2 separate regions of the Homo sapiens genome follow, and region 1 is linked to region 2. A link is an interaction called in ENCODE POLR2A ChIA-PET data of the cell type or tissue named here. Cell type or tissue: endothelial cell of umbilical vein. All regions are shown on one strand. Links, peaks and the distances in the headings refer to the core of each region. The heading gives the core; the rest is flanking DNA. Region 1 overlaps L3MBTL2 (L3MBTL histone methyl-lysine binding protein 2). Region 2 overlaps XPNPEP3 (X-prolyl aminopeptidase 3).

Region 1 (2,909 bases), core at 277-2,776, 310 kb before region 2:
GCCAGCAGCCCCACTGCTCAGACTCCAAGAACTTGAGTTCCCTCCAAGGGCAAACTGAGGCACAAGGTTACTGCATGGATTGAGCAAAAACTCCCAAGAGATCAATACTTCTATCTCCAACAAATCAAGCTGACCTCTAGGCACCAGCAACACGTGGTCATGCGCACATTCCCATTTCACACACACAAGCCAACTTTATGCCAGCCTATGCCAGGTGCTACGCACAGGCGGACACAGGCTCCATCTCTGGGGAACTCACAGTCTTTGGGGAGAATGGCACAACCGTAAAGAATGACAGCATGTGGCTAAGACAGGGAACTTGAGCTGATGACAGGCGACATTTCTTTACGGCCCTGCACACTCGTGTCTTGACTCACGTGGCCTTCATGATCGATACCACGAGGTGGGGGGGTGGGGTCAGAACACAATCTGCAAGGAATAGAGATCTAACAAACGGGACTCAAGCAAGCAGGGGGTTTAATTTCTCACACACAGAGTCTGGGGAGCCCAGTGAGGTTGCAATGGCAGCTAGATGTGTCCTCCAGCTCTGTCATCCTTGTCTTGAGGGTTCTGTGTTCACGGCCCCTCCAGGCATGGTTTCTTCATTTAGGTAGGAACAAAAGGCCAAAAGAACATACAAGCCCAGCTCTCTAGAGGCTCCAGTCAGAACTGGACCCTTTAACTACAAAGGAATCTTGGATGAATTATTTTTAGCGGGGCTTCAGGAGCAGGTAGCAGAGCCAAAGTGCACACTCAGGCCATCTTCCTCCCAATGTCCTCCCCGGGGGCATTTCCTTTAGGAAATGGGAGTCAGTCCTCACAAACACAGAAAGCAGCTCAAGGCCACCACACAGGTCGCCAAAATCCACATCCTGGTCACTGCTTCTTAGCTGCCGAGACAAGCTGGGTCCCCAACATCCCTGGGGAGCTAGGAGGAGCAGAGGACCAACACATGAGGCTGAGAGGCATTCTGCTTGGTGAATTTTTGAGGCAGAGGCTGCCCCCACCACACAACTCACTGTCAGGGGACCTTATCCTGCTCAGAGAGCTGCTCTAGAACTTAATTTACATGGCTCGTTCAGGCAGACAGAGTTCACTGTCTTGTATTCCACAGTGTGACAGTGGTGGCCCCATCCCTGGCAACTGAGGGCCGTGGCGGGTCGGGGGGAGGCCATCTTAAGGAAGAGCAGGCAGCTAGCGTTCCAGCTTTGGGAACTCTGGCTGGAAAAGGTGGTTCACAGACGAGTTCTGGGGCCTCAGGCGGCCCGTCATATAGACCTTTCCACAGGGGAGGGCAGAAGCAACAGGCGGGTCCCAGGAGACCCCAGCAGGTCCTCCACCGTCCAGCCTTCACAGCACCGGGCAGAATTTACACAGAGAGGATCAGTCTCCAAGCCAAAGTCAGGTGGAGGCATGGTGGTGGTGGTAGAGAAACGCTGGGCTGGCTTCCAGCTAGAAGCCAGGCTGGAGGCAGGAAGGCTCAGTCGTCTGTTTCCTGCTTGATGTTCTCGACGGAGACAGGCAGCTCTGGACTTGAAGCCTTGTCGGGCGAGGCCACGTCTAGATGCTCTTCCTTCACACGCACAGCAATGACTGAAGAGGGAGGGGAGGCGGGTGGGTGGGCGAGTAAATAACTCTGGGAGGGGTGGGGGCGGAGGAGCTGGGAAAGGGACCTGGCTCCCTACAGATGGGGGCCTAGGATGCACCTTCACCCTCCAGCTTCCCTTCTGGGAGGGCAGTGGCAGCAGCAAAGGGCCAAGGCCCCAAGCCAGGCAGGCTATGCCAACGACACTGCCATGTGCCAATCTGTCACCACCCTGCCAAGCACTAGAGGTAGGGGTAGAGATGGAGGAGGAGGAGGGGCCGGGGCCGGGCTAGAGGGGGACTCAGCTCCATTCACAGTTGGGGGCGTGTCTGGGAAACACCCTGGGTCCAGTGGTACAGGACTGCTTGGTGCCCAGAAAATGCCAAAGAAACCTGACTCTACTCTTCTGTGCCCAGGTGGGGAAGGAGAAGGGTCGTCTCTGAGCACGGAGCAGGCTGGTCCTGCCTTGACCCAGCCCGGTGGCTCTTACTCTCGCCAGGAACAGGCTCCGACGAGATCTTCCTGGCACCCTGAGGGTCGTCCTCCAGCAGGGGCTTCTTGGACCCCTGTCTGAGGGGTCGCGTCTTAGTGGGCGGGATTCTTTTCCCTTTGAATAAAAATGGATTCAAACCCAGCATTAGGGTTGTATTTAGGTAAGGCTTTATGGGATAGGTCTCACCCAGTGGTCAGGCAGCGTGGCAGAGGGAAAAGTGCCAGTTTGGGGACAGAAAGCCTGGACTCCAACTCTGACAACACATCTTATTGGCTATGTGCCCTGAGCTCAGATTCTCTCCAATGGGAAGTAATACCACCACCTCCCTCAAACCAAGCCCCAGGCAGTCGTGGTTGTAACTGCTTTTTAAAATCTTTTTTTAAATAAAAAGATTTTTTGAAGAGGGTCTCACTCTGTCACCCAGGTTTGAGTACAGTGGGGTGATCACAGTTCACTGCAGCCTTGACCTCCCAGGCTCAGGTGATCCTCCTACCTTAGCCTCCTGAGTAGCTGGGACTACAGGCCTGTGCCACCATACCCAGCTAATTAAAAATTTTTTTTAAATTAGGGGTCTCGCTATGTTGCCCAGGCTGGTCTCAAACTCTTGGGCTCAAGAGATCCTCCCACCTCAGCCTCTCAAAGTGCTGGGATCACAGGTGTGAACCATCACACTCAGCCCCCGTTTTTGATTGTTGATTTCTTCCCACAACATGCACCATTCCCGGTCCTACCGTTTGAATGGTACAGAGCCTCTGCCTGCTGGATAAATGCCACACCCTCACTCAATTTTTTTTTTTTTTTTGTGCGATGGAGTTTCCCTCTTCCGCCCAG
Region 2 (2,909 bases), core at 314-2,813:
TGCTTTGGTATACTGGAGAAGGAATTCTGCCTCAAGACTATAATATAAACCCTGCCTGAGTTTGGACTGAAGTCTGCCCTATAGATTTTGGACTCAAGCCTTATACAGACCATTTCCATCTCCCCTGAAAGCCTCCTCATGTTCATTTCTTTTTTTCTTTTTTTGAGATGGAGTTTCGCTCTTTCACCCAGGCTGGAGTGAAGTGGTGCGATCTCGGCTCACTGCAACCTCTGCCCCCACCGGGTTCAAGCGATTCTCCTGCCTCGGCCTCCCAAGTAGCTGGGATTATAGGCGCCCACCACCACGCCCAGCTAATTTTTGTATTTTGAGTAGAGATGGGTTTCTGCCATGTTGGCCAGGCTGGTCTTGAACTCCTGACCTCAGGTGATCCACCTACCTTGGCCTCCCAAAGTCCTAGGATTACAGGCATGAGTCACCACGCCTGGCCCACATGTCCATTTCTAATCAATATCCCTACTTTCCGAGGCAAATGCTATTGTGATTATTTTGACCTTAGTTTGCCAAATCTAGAACATCATATAAATGGAATCATATAATATATACTCTTTTGTGTCTGGCTTCCTTCACTGAACATAATCTATGCTCAGTGAGGGTAGAAGGTTGTCTATGCAGTACATCCATGGTGGTGCTTCAATCAGTAACAAAAAACATTCGATCAGTAATTAAAATGTTCTTTTTTATTACTGAGTGGTATTCCATTGTATGAACAGACCACAATTTGCATATTCATTCTCCTGTTGATGGACATTTTGGTTGTTATACTATTGTGAATAAATGCTGTTATGAATGTCCTTGTGCAACCCTTTTTGTTGAGAAATGTTTTCATTTCTCTTAAATACCTAGAATTTGGCTGGGCATAGTGGCTCATGCCTGTAATTCCAGTGTTTTGGCAGGCCAAGGCAAGAGAATCGTTTGAGCCCAGGAGTTGCAGACCAGCCTGGGCAACATAGCGAAACCGTGTCTCTACAAAAAAACAAAATATTAGCCAGGCATGGTGGCACGTGCCTATAATCCCAGCTACTTGGGAGGTTGAGATGTGAGGATCGCTCTCTGCCTCAGCCAACCAAGTAGCTGAGATTACAGGCACCTGCCACCACACCCAGCTAATTTTTGTTATTTTAGTATGGACGGGGTTTCACCATGTTGGTTAGACTGGTCTCGAACTCATGACCTCAAGTGATCCACTCGCCTTGGCCTCCCAAAGTGCTGGGATTACAGGTGTGAGCCACTGCACCTGGCCTTTTTACAATGTACTTCTATTCTTCCAGCTGGATAATTTCTATTTATCTTCAAGTTTGCAAACTTCTGCTGTCTCCAATCTACAGTTAAGTCTACCTGGTGAATTTCCTGTTTCAGTTAATGTACTTTTCAGCTTTAAAATTGTCATTTAAAAATTTAAAAAATTTTTAATTGTAAAACAAAACACAGATATAAAAAGCCAAACAAATCAATCAAACATAAACCTTAAGAAATTATTCAGTGGCTGTATTAAAAATACAAAAATTAGCCAGGCGGGGTGGCATCTGCCTGTAGTCCCAGCTACTTGGGAGGCTGAGGCAGGAGAACTGCTTGAACCTGGGAGCCGGAGGTTGCAGTGAGCCAAGATTGCGCCACTGCACTCCAGCCTGGGCGACAGAGCAAGACTGTGTCTCAAAAAAAAAAAAAGAAAAAAAAATTATTATAAGGTGAATACCAGTCAGATAAAACAACAACAACAACAAAAAAAAAACCCACCAAAACTTGGCAGACTATCCCAGAATACCCTTCTATAGGTCCCAGAATAATGACAATCTTACCAACAAATATCCCTCGTCCTAACTTTTTTTTTTGAGATGGAGTCTCGTTCTGTTGCCCAGGCTGGAGTACAGTGGTGTGATCTCGGCTCACTGCGACCTCCACCTCCCGGGTTCAAGTGATTCTCCTACCTCAGCCACCTGAGTAGCTGGGACTGCAGGCACCCACCACCATGCCCAGCTGATTTCTGTGTGTGTGTGTGTGTTTTTAGTAGAGACAGGGTTTCACCATGTTGGCTAGGCTGGTCTCAAACTCCTGACCTCAGGTGATCCACCTGCCTTGGCCTCCCAAAGTGCTGGGATTACAGGCGTGAGCCACTGCACCTGGCCTAACTTTTTTATTTTGGAGACAGGGCCTTGCTCTGTTACCTAGGCTAGAGCACAGTGATGTGATCATAGTTCACCGTAACCAAAAATTTCAGGGGTCAAGTGATTTTGCCACCTCAGCATCCTAAGTAGCTGGGATTACAGGTGTGCGCCACCATAGTTGGCCAATTTTTTGTATTTTTTGTAGATATAGAGGTCTTGCTGTGTTGCCCAGACTGGTTTTGAACTCCTGGCCTCAACTGATCCTCCTGCGTCAGCCTCCCAAAACACTGGGATTACCAGTGTGAGCCACCATGCTAGCCATATCAGTTTATAGTCAGTTAATTGTGATTTTTTTTATTTGTGTGTACTGTTATTTACAGATTTTTTTTTTTTTTTTTTTTAGACAGAGTCTCACTCTGCTGCCTAGGCTGGAGTGTAGTAGTGCAGTCACAGCTCACTGCAGCCTCAACTTCCTGGGCTCAGGTGATCCTCCCACTTTAGTCTCTCTAGTAGCTGGGACTACAGGCCTGTGACACCATATCCAGCTATTTTTTTCTTTCATGATTATATATGGAATGCTTCACAAATTTGCATGTCATCCTTGCACAGGGGCCATGCTAATTTCTGTATTGTTCCAATTTTAGTATATGTGCTGCTGAAGGAAGCACTTTTAATGTTTTTTTGTAGAGATTGGGTTTTGCCATGTTGCCCAGGCTGGTCTGGAACTCCTGGGCTCAAGTCATCTGCTCGCCTTGGCCTCCCAAAGTGCTGGGATTACAGGATGAA

The links. Peaks named below come from ENCODE experiments on the same cell type or tissue, not always from the same donor. Only the 100,000 strongest peaks of a DNase experiment are listed, where the experiment ranks them.
Region 1: POLR2A ChIA-PET joins it to region 2 with 6 read pairs; 16 of 35 experiments call an interaction of 5 or more read pairs at or near these places.

The regions. Positions count from the first base shown.
Region 1 is chr22:41,228,823-41,231,731 of GRCh38, reverse strand. It overlaps L3MBTL2 (L3MBTL histone methyl-lysine binding protein 2), which reads right to left. Exons shown (of 17, transcript NM_031488.5): 16 at 2,076-2,192; 17 at 461-1,593. The coding sequence ends at 1,481. CHADL (chondroadherin like) reads left to right here. Exons shown (of 6, transcript NM_138481.2): 6 at 2,002-2,219. The coding sequence ends at 2,028. Among named protein-coding and RNA genes, the nearest start is that of CHADL, 11 kb to the left of the region's middle. In endothelial cell of umbilical vein, for the core only: no CTCF peak of the experiment used is centred there; a DNase peak (open chromatin) is centred at 1,491; H3K27ac peaks cover 1,894 bases.
Region 2 is chr22:40,917,625-40,920,533 of GRCh38, reverse strand. The region is part of intron 7 of XPNPEP3 (X-prolyl aminopeptidase 3); the gene reads right to left. It also overlaps the pseudogene RNU6-379P. Among named protein-coding and RNA genes, the nearest start is that of RBX1, 32 kb to the left of the region's middle. In endothelial cell of umbilical vein, for the core only: no CTCF peak of the experiment used is centred there; no DNase peak of the experiment used is centred there.